Regions from separate parts of the Homo sapiens genome. Here region 2 is linked to region 1. A link is an interaction called in ENCODE POLR2A ChIA-PET data of the cell type or tissue named here. Cell type or tissue: Panc1. All regions are shown on one strand.

Region 1 (5,000 bases):
TGTATGTTATTTTTTATTTTTTTTAGAGACAGGGTCTTGCTCTGTTGCCCAGGCTAGAATGCAGTGTGTGATCATAGCTCACTGAAGCCTCCAACTCCTGGGTTCAAGCAATCCTCTTGCCTCAGCCTCTCAAGTAGCTGGAACTACTGGCATGCATCACCATGACCACCTCTTTTTGTTTGCTTGTGTTTTGTTTTTTTGAGATGGAGTCTCGCTCTGTCACCCAGGCTGAAATGCAGTGCAATCTTGGCTCACTGCAACCTCTGCCTCCCTGGGTTCAAGCAATTCTCTCACCTCAGCCTCCTGAGTAGCTGGGATTACAGGCGTGCACCACCACACCAGGCTAATTTTTGTATTTTTTAGTAGAGATGGGGTTTCGCCATGTTGGCCAGGCTGGTCTTCAACTCCTGACCTCAGATGATCCACCCTCCTTGGCCTCCAAAAGTGCTGGGATTACAGGTGTGAGCCGCCATGCCCAGCCCAAGTTGCTCTATTTTTAAAGATAGCTCAGGACACGCTGAAGCCATAAAAACTCACAAAGACGTTTTGCTTTTTCAGTAAGTTCTGCTCAATTCTTTACTGAGTGTTACTGACGAGTTAGGAGGCACTGAAGGTGAAGCCAGATGGAGCCACATCTCCAGCCAAGAGTGTGGAAGGCCAGTTCAGGCCCAGGCCTCCGGGCACCTGAAGGCACCAGCGGGAGAATGTCTGCTATGCAGTGTCCTCAGGGCATTGATGGGCTGGTAACACAGTTGGCTACTGAACAGTGATTTGTATTCTAAACTCTCCCTTTCAACAAATGTGGAAGGAACTGTAAAGTGATTTGAAAAGCTTACTCTACACAAATGGGCCCTGGCTTACCAAGGAAAGGTTTCCAAACTCAGGACAGAATTGGTTTTTTTCTTCAAGAAGTGAAAAAGTAAGATATGACACACTAGAGAGTAAAAACATAGACGAAATAAATGATTTCACCTAAAATAAGGATGGGTTCAAAGTGTAGGCTTCTACAGCAAACGCTTTGCTGAGACAGAAGCTTGGGAGTTGGCTGAAGGTGCTAGTGGGAATGTTGAGACCCTAACTTTGTTTACATATGATGGAATGCACGTAAAATAAAGATCATCCTAAGTCACATTCTTCACAGAGCAAGCCCTTTGATGAACATTTCCCTGCAAACACTCCAACCTACCAGCAGATTCAGAGGACACCCTCTCACCAAGAAGATACATTTACAAAATCTTTCCACCCACTACAGCCTGAAAATGTCACACAGGAAAAATTTTGGGCACACTGCTCAGTGACTCCCCTCCCATAGCTTATAACACAGAGAAGAAATTCTTACTATTTCCTTTTTTTTTTTTTTTTTTTGGAGATGGAGATATGCTCTGTCGCCCAGCCTGGAGTGCAGTAGTGCGATCTCAGCTCACTGCAAGCTCCGCCTCCCGGGTTCACACCATTCTCCTGCCTCAGCCTCCTGAGTAGCTGGGACTACAGGCGCCCGCCACCACACCCGACTAGTTTTTTGTATTTTTAGTAGAGACGGGGTTTCACCACTGTGTTAGCCAGGATGGTCTCAATCTCCTGACCTCATGATCCGCCTGCCTCGGCCTCCCAAAGTGCTGGGATTACAGGCGTGAGTCACTGCGCCTGGCCACTATTTCCATTCTTTATGTGAGCCAGGAGTTACCTGTGGCACCCCTACCCCCACCTGCAATCACGATTTCAGTCCTCTTGGTTATTTGAGTATTAACAAAAACAAGCTTGAGAAGCACTGCACCTTAGCCCATCGCTTCAAGGCTCACCTGACTGTTCTCAGAAGGAAGGAGACAAGCTGTAGACCCAGCTGGTAGGGCCACCTTCCTCTCCACGCTCCAGCCCTGCCGCCTGTGTTTGAGCTGATGCAGGGCTGAAGTGTGCACACAGGTATGGATCATATTTGCATGTTACAGTGGACATGTATGGCTTTTGCCTGCATTATACCCCTCTATTCATCTGGAAATTCTTCCTCTCTCCTTATAACCATACCCCACCCACCCCTCACTGCAAAAATAGACCATGCACAGACCCACTCCTCTGTCCACAGCCAAAGAGATTCCTTCCACAAGACCTGATTTAGTAGCACTAGAAGAAAGATGGTCTCTCTTTTTTCTTTTTGGGTTGAAGCTGGAAAAGCTTCCAGGGGCCACCTCTCAGGCCCCTGTACTCCAAGAGAGAATAAGGCCAATACCCAAAAAACTCTTGAGTTCCATCTGCAGCCAGCTTCATCATTGGATTTTCCTATTATTCATGTCAACAAATTCCATGTTTTGCTTAAGCTAGTTTGAGTTTGGGAGAAGAGAGAGATGTATAACGCCCAAGTTTCCTCAAGAGACTTAGAGTTGCCTATGATTTCATTCATTGAAATAGGGAAATAAAATAAGGAAGTAACAGGGAAAATTTTAATTTTCCCTATTGAAACTGAAAATAGGGAAATAAAAAAAATTGTATCTAGTAATATATCCAGTTACCATTTTCTATTAAAATAGATTCTTCATTTGTGTAGGAAATCATTCATCACAAATACATATTCATAAAATAGTTACTTATGTTTTGCAGAAAATTATTGCAACTTGACACTTGAAATCTTATAAGTAAATGGTTCAATTATAAGGCCCCAAGCTATCTTTTGTGGCTGACATTCTAATGTATTTGGAAGACCAAATAAAATGTTTCTAAATGAATAATCTCATGTCAGACAAGATATGGTGGCATGTTAAAAAGTAAAGAGCTATAGGCTGGGCGCGGTGGCTCACGCCTGTAATCCCAGCACTTTGGGAGGCCGAGGCAGATGGATCACCTGAGGTCAGGAGTTCGAGACCAGCCTGGCCAAAACGGTGAAACCCCATTTCTACTAAAATAAACAAAAATTAGCCGGGCGTGGTGGCAGGTGCCTGTAATCCCAGGTACTCGGGAGGCTGAGGCAGGAGAATCACTTGAACCCGGGAGGTGGAGATTGCAGTGAGCTGAGGTCACACCACTGCACTCCAGCCTGGGTAATAGAGCGAGACTCCATCTCCAAAAAAAAAAAAAAAAAAAAAAGTAAAGAGCTTTAAAAGTGTGTCACAATGAACTGTCCCATACTATAACTTCATAAAGGACAGAGGAGGTGCTACATTTTGAATAAATGTTCCATCAAAATAAGAAAAAAATATTCAAAGAAAAAAAATCCACATTCAACAGTGCAACCAGAGTCTTACAGCATTTATATGTCTCACTGGATCTAAGACAAAAACCATCCACACTGACCTCCCCGCTGGGTTCTGCGTGAGATTAACAACTGCATGGACCCACAGAGCAGCCACGGGCTCTGTGTTTCTGAGCTCACTCAGCTACTCCCTGGATACTGAGCAAAGCTGCAGCCAGTATCAGGAAGTTAGCTCAGATCACACGTTCACGAGGTTTATCAGATGTAGAAATTATCAATAAAATTATTCCATTTCATAAAGAAGGCAAGGTTCTGTCCTTTGGAAACCCTAACAGCCATCAGTTCAAAACTTATTACAGAGACACTGAAAATGAATCCCTAAACAAGCACAGCTCACAGACCTTTGACCTTTGATGACTTTGAATTATCTGTGGACAATCTGCTCACCCAGATAGTTCCTGTCCCCACGCAGCTGTTCTCTGAGCTGTCCCTGGTGCAAACTCTCAACACTCAGCCCATCATAGATACCTTCATTTATTTTGAAGTTGCCTCCTTTGACTTCAGACTTTAGGAGAAAAAGGGTAGAATCGTACTGATCTCACTACCTGGCCCAGATTCTAAGGCAACTTCACAGGCTGCCTCACAAATATTCGTTAAATGAATGAGTCTTATTTCCTTTCACTTTGCTGTAAAAAAAAAGAATGCATCTTGGATCTTAGGCTCTCGTCCAAGACAGTTCAAAAATGTGAAGGGGCCCCATGTAAGCGAGGGTGCAATGTGAAAGGATCTAGGCATTTATTTTTAATAGAGAAAAAAGAGAGAGCTTAGTTTCTGTAAAAGCAAAAACAAAATTCTAACCTTGAAACAGATGCAGGATTATTCCTCCATTTTCATAATTTTTCTCTGCTGTTTTTAAAGTTTCTCTGGGTTCATTATTTAACGTTCCCTCTTAACACTGGATTTGAGGGTAACCTGGATCACCGTGAGGGTGAAACGCCAGATGCTGAGCATTTCTGCGCTTCCCCTTCCCCAGACCAGCCCCCCACTGCTCCAGAGATGTCAGGCCTTTCTCCTTCTCCACCACCTGGTGCCAGAAACCCTGCTCTTGACAATCGCATCTTCCACCCCAAATGCATCACTCTTTTCCACTCATGTTCTGCTCATTCATGGCAAGTGAAGCAGAGAAGGGGAGGGGAATAGAACACAGGCCTTCTGTCAGCTGGTTCTCCAGATGCACGCCAGCAGCCCCTGTGGCGGGGGCTCCGACAAAGGGCCTGGCCTGGGGCCAGCAGACTCGTGGAACCAGCAGGCAGGCATCAGAAGGATCCAGACACCAACGTCCAGGGGGATTCTCAGGATTGCCTTCAGGTAGCCGTGCCCTGCAATGTGGGGTGTTTCTCATCCCAAATGGGATTCCTCAGTGGCCCTGACAAACAGTTGGGGAAAGTTAACAGTAAAGGCCAAGTCTCTCCTCCAAAGTCCCTGTCAGGTGGGCTCTTGTTTTTTTGGGGGAAGGAGCCCAGGGTCTAGATCAGTCGCCCAGGCTGGGGTGCACTGGTGTGATCACAGCTCACTTCAGCCTCAAACTCCTGGGCTCAAGTGATCCTCCAACCCCAGCCTCCTGAGTAGCTAGGACCACAGCCACATGACACCACCCCAGCTAATTTTTTAATTTTTTGTAGAGATGGGGTCTCTCCCTATGTTGGCCAGGCTGATCTCGAATTCCGGGCATCAAATAATTCTCCCGCCTCGGCCTCTCAAAGTGCTAGGATTACAGGCATGAGCCACTGTGCCTAGCCTCAGGTGGGTTCTTGAACTG
Region 2 (5,000 bases), 540 kb after region 1:
GGCCAAGGTAGGCGGATCACCTGAGGTCAGGAGCTCGAGACCAGCCTGGCCAACATGGTGAAACCCCGTCTCTACTAAAATACAAAAATTAGCCAGACATGATGGCAGGTGCCTGTCGTCCCAGCTACTCAGGAGGCTGAGGCAGGAGGATCCCTTGAATCCGGGAGGTGGAGGTTGCAGTGAGCCGAGACCGCGCCACTGCACTCCAGCCTGGGTGACAGAGCAAGACCCTGTCTGAAAAAGAAAAAGAATACTGAAAACAGTCACTCAGCATTTTGGGAAGCCCAGGTGGGAGGATGAGCTCAGCCTGGGCAACATAGTAAGACCCCCATTTCTTACCAAAAAAAAAAAAGTAGATGAGTAAACATAATGGAAAAAAAAACTCTATAGTAGCAATAAAAAAAGATAAACAATCTAAGAACAAACCTAACAGGAAATGGGCATGATTTATATGAAGAAAACTTTAAACACACTACTGAGAGAAACAAAAAAATGTAAACAAATGGGAGGGTACATCACGTTTGCAGGAAGACAAAACATCACGTAGATGTTAATTCTTTCTAAATTCATCTATTAATTTAATACAATCCCAATAAAAATACCAACCAGGTTTTGTTGGAAATTGGCAGATTCTAAAGTTCATATTAAAAACTAAACAGACAGCAACCAGCCTGGCCAACATGGTGAAACTCCGTTTCTACTAAAAACTTAAAAATTAGCCAGGCATGGTGGCGTGCACCTGTAGTCCCAGCTACTCAGGAGGCTAAGGCAGGAGAATTGGTTGAGTCCATAAAGCAAAGGTTGCAGTGAGCCACTGCACTCCAGCCTGGGTGACAGAGCAAAAACTCCATTTCAAAAAAACAACAACAACAAAAAACAAATAACAACAACAAAAAAGCAAGGGAGTTTCTGAAAATAAGAGTGATAAGCCATTTCAGATATTAAAACATAAAGTTGTAAAGTTAAAACAGTATGATATATTGGCACATGAATAGACAAATCAATACAAAAAAACAGACCCCAATACAAATTGACATTTACTATATATTAAAGGTAGGATTTAAATTCCTGAGAAAAAGATGGATTATTTAATAAATGGTGGTAGGACAAATGGGTAGCCACCTAGAAAAAAATAAATTAGATACTATTCATATATTATACTAGGATAAATTCCAGATACATTTTTGCTAGTTTGGTTTTGGAGACAGAGTCTTCCTCTCTCACCCAGGCTGGAAGCCATCTTGGCTTACTGCAACATCCGCCTCCTGGGTTCAAGTAATTCTCCTGCCTCAGCTTCCTGAGTAGCTGGGATTACAGGTGCGCAATACCACGCCCAGCTAATTTTTGTATTTTTAGTAGAGACAGGTTTTCATCATGTTGGCCAGGCTGCTCTTGAACTCCTGGCCTCAAGTGATGTGCCTGCCTCGGCTTCTCAAAGTGCTGGGATTATGGGTGTGACCCACCAGTGCCTGGCCCAAATTCTGGATACTGTAAAGTCTTAAATGCAAGCAATAAAATCACAAAGAATTAGAAGAAAAAATGAGATAATTTTAAAATAATCCTGAAATGGGGAAGCCTTTCTTAGCTCTAAGCAAAGAAAAAAAAATTAATATATTTTATCATATAAAATTAAAAATATTTACATAGCAAAAGCTACAATACCAAAGTCAAAGGACAAATGGCAAATGAGGGGGCTCATTGTAGTCAAGGAACTAATCTCCCTAATTTAGAAATAATTATCATAAAACAATAGAAAAGATAATTAAAAGTTTTACAAAAGCTATAGTTAACAGAATAGAAAATTCAAATGAGCCTAAAACTCTAAAAGATACTCAACCTAACTTATGAGAAAATAAATGCAAAGTAAAACAATGACACCAGTTTTTACTTATATTAGAAAAAAATTGATGCTACTCTCTTGGTGAGGGTTTAAAGTAATAGGCACCCTCGGCCAGGCACAGTGGCTCATGCCTGCAATCTCAGCATTTTGGGAGGCCGAGGCAGGAGGAACACTTGAGGTCAGGAGTTCGAGACCAGCCTGGCCAACATGGTGAAACCCCGTCTCTACTAAAAATAATAATAATTTAAAAAATAGCCAGTGTGTAGTGACGCACGCCTGTAATCCCAGCTACCTGGGAAGCTGAGCGGGGAGAATCACTTGAACCTGGGAGGCGGAGGTTGCAGTGAGCCAAAATTTTGCCACTGCACTCTGGCTTGGGTGACAGAGTGACTCAGTCTCAAAAAAATAATAAAATAAAATAAAAATTAAAAATAAAGTAATAGGCACTCTCACACATTGCTGAGAAGGCAGATTGGAAGTACTCTCAAAATTACAAATGCACAAACCCTTTGGCCCAGGAAGTCTATTTCTAGGAATTTATCCCACACATACATTAATACATAATACATTAATACATAAAACAAGTAACAATGATGCAATATATTATTTGCAGCATTGTTTACAATTGCAAAAAAAAAAAAAACACTAGAAACAAATTTCTGACAGTAGGAGGCTGGTTAAATAAATGATAATTTATCCATTCAAAGGAAATGTTTGCAGCTCTAAAAATGGATGAGGAAACACTTAATATCTGATCTAGAATAATTACCATGATACAATGACAAATGGAGGAGAGAGACAAAACAATGGGGAAAAATGTGTCTTTGCAGAAGCATGAAAGATGTCTAGGAAGATACACAAGAAGCTTATAAAAATGGGTGCCAGTGTCAAGAACACCTGGGTGGCATGAGACAGGATGAGAGAAAGACTTTTTGCTGTGTTTTCACTGTATATCCTTTAGTAAATTTTGAATTTTGAACTAAGTGAAAGTTTTACCTCCAAAGAATAAAATTATAGGCTGGGCACCGTGGCTCACACCTGTAATCCCAGTTACTCAGGAGGTTGAGGCAGGAGAATTGCTTGAACCCGGGAGATGGAGGTTGCAGTAAGCCAAGATGATGCCATTTCATTCCAGCCTGGGTAACAGAGCGAGACTCTGTCTCAAAATAAATAAGTAAATAAATAAAGAATTAAATTATATTTAGCCCTGCTCCCTGATTTCAGGGGAAGTGCTAAAGGTCATAATCTATATAAAGTACATGGTCTATGCACAGGAGGTGCTGGACAAATGGTTATTAAGCCATGAGTAAGCATCGTCCTGTGGAGCGAGGGCTCTGTCTCTTGTCGCAGCAGTGTCAATGCTCCTGGTCCACTCTCTCCCAGGAAGAGACCCCTCAGGCACTCAGTGAGACCACTGGCTGACTTTCCTTTTCATTCTTTTGATCTGTTTGAATCCTATATGAAACTCATTTTAGGCTCAAATCTAACTCCCTGTTATAATTGTATTAAAAAGATGGAAAATTGGCGAGGCTCGGTGGCTCATTCCTATAATCCCAGCACTTTGGGAGGCCAAGGGAGTAGGGTCACTTGAGTTCAGGAGTTCAAGACCAGCCTGGGCAACATAGGGAGAGCTCAACTCTAAAAAAATTTAAAAAATCAGCCAGGCGTGGTGGCAAGAGCCTGTGGTCCCAGATACTTAGGAGGCTGAGGTGGGGGGTCACTTGGGCCCGGGACGGCTGCAGTGAGCCGTAATTGGGCCACCGCACCACTGCACTCCAGTCTGGGGGACAGAGCAAGATCCTGTCTCTAAAGAAAAGAGATGGAAAACTGAAACTCTCATGAAGTTTGTGCTAAAAAGACTGAAGAGGGAAGTTGCCTTTGAGAGACTTTCTGTAAGGCCTGGAAAACAAAAACAAACAAACAAAAATAGATTAACCCAGACTCTGAGAGACTGGAGAAAGTGCAAACAGAATTCGTGCTGCGTGTGCATAGACTTGTTTACTGGACAAATGAGGGCAGCACTGTTTCCCTAGCTGGGGCCTCTGAGAATCAAATCACCAGAGGCATGCCATCTTTTTAGTCAACTATAAGTGAGGCAGGAATTAACAAGATTGATTAGAGGACAAGTGAGCCCCACCACATTCTAGACCAGGATCCCTGCAGACTGTCTGGGCTCTGTGAAGTCTGTATTATTGGCCTGTGACAAGAAAAATGCAGAAATTCAAAGTAAGAGTATAGGATATAATGTCTATTGAATCTGACATTTAAAAATCAAGCTTGCATTTTACATTTCCTTTTTATTTATTTATTTATTTATTTTGAGACGGAGTCTAGCTCTGTCACCCGGGCTGGAGTGTGGTGGTGCAATCTTGGCTCACTGCAACCTCCACCTCCCAGGTTCAAGTGGTTCTCCTGCCTCAGCCTCCCTAGTAGCTGGGATTACAGGTGTCCACCACCACGCTTGGCCAATTTTTTTGTATTTTTAGTAAAGATGGGGTTTCATCATGTTGGCCAGGCTCGTCTCAAACTCCTGAGCTCAAGTGATCCGCCCACCTTGGCCTCCCAAAGTGCTGGGATTACAGGTGTGAGCCACCATGCCCGGCCCTTGATTTTATTTTTTTCCAGTAATTCTTTTTTATTTCCACTTTACAAAAGTATCAGTCCAAAACAAACTTGAAGTTTCCTTTAAAAAGCAACAGAAACACCAATTCTTCACTAGAGATAGTTTGAGATGCACTGTTCTAAACCATATTTTCATCTATGCAGAATGTGAAGTTCCACTAGATCTGCGGTGTTCAATGTGGTAGCCAGTAACCACATATGGCTATTAACAGTTGAAATGTGTCTTGTCTAAATTGGTATGTGATATAAGGCAAAATATGCACCAGATTTCAAAGACTTAGTGAAAAAAATGTCTAATATCTCAAACTTGTATAATGATTATATGTTGAAATGATAATATGTTGGACATATTGGGTTAAATAAAATATACGATGAACCTTCAGTTTCACAAGATGAAAAGAGCTCTGGAGATGGATAGTGGTGATGGTTGGCCACCATTATGAATATATTTAATACCACTGAGCTGAACACTTCAAAATGGTTAAGATGGTACATTTTATGTTATGTGTATTTTCCTGCCATAAAAATTAATTTAAAA

What was found. Peaks named below come from ENCODE experiments on the same cell type or tissue, not always from the same donor. Only the 100,000 strongest peaks of a DNase experiment are listed, where the experiment ranks them.
Region 2: POLR2A ChIA-PET joins it to region 1 with 10 read pairs; 2 of 35 experiments call an interaction of 5 or more read pairs at or near these places.

The regions. Positions count from the first base shown.
Region 1 is chr10:29,699,123-29,704,122 of GRCh38, forward strand. It overlaps a transcript of SVIL not described here. Among named protein-coding and RNA genes, the nearest start is that of SVIL, 67 kb to the left of the region's middle. In Panc1, no CTCF peak of the experiment used is centred here; no DNase peak of the experiment used is centred here; H3K27ac peaks cover 582 bases.
Region 2 is chr10:30,242,085-30,247,084 of GRCh38, forward strand. No RefSeq gene overlaps it. Among named protein-coding and RNA genes, the nearest start is that of MTPAP, 100 kb to the right of the region's middle. In Panc1, no CTCF peak of the experiment used is centred here; no DNase peak of the experiment used is centred here.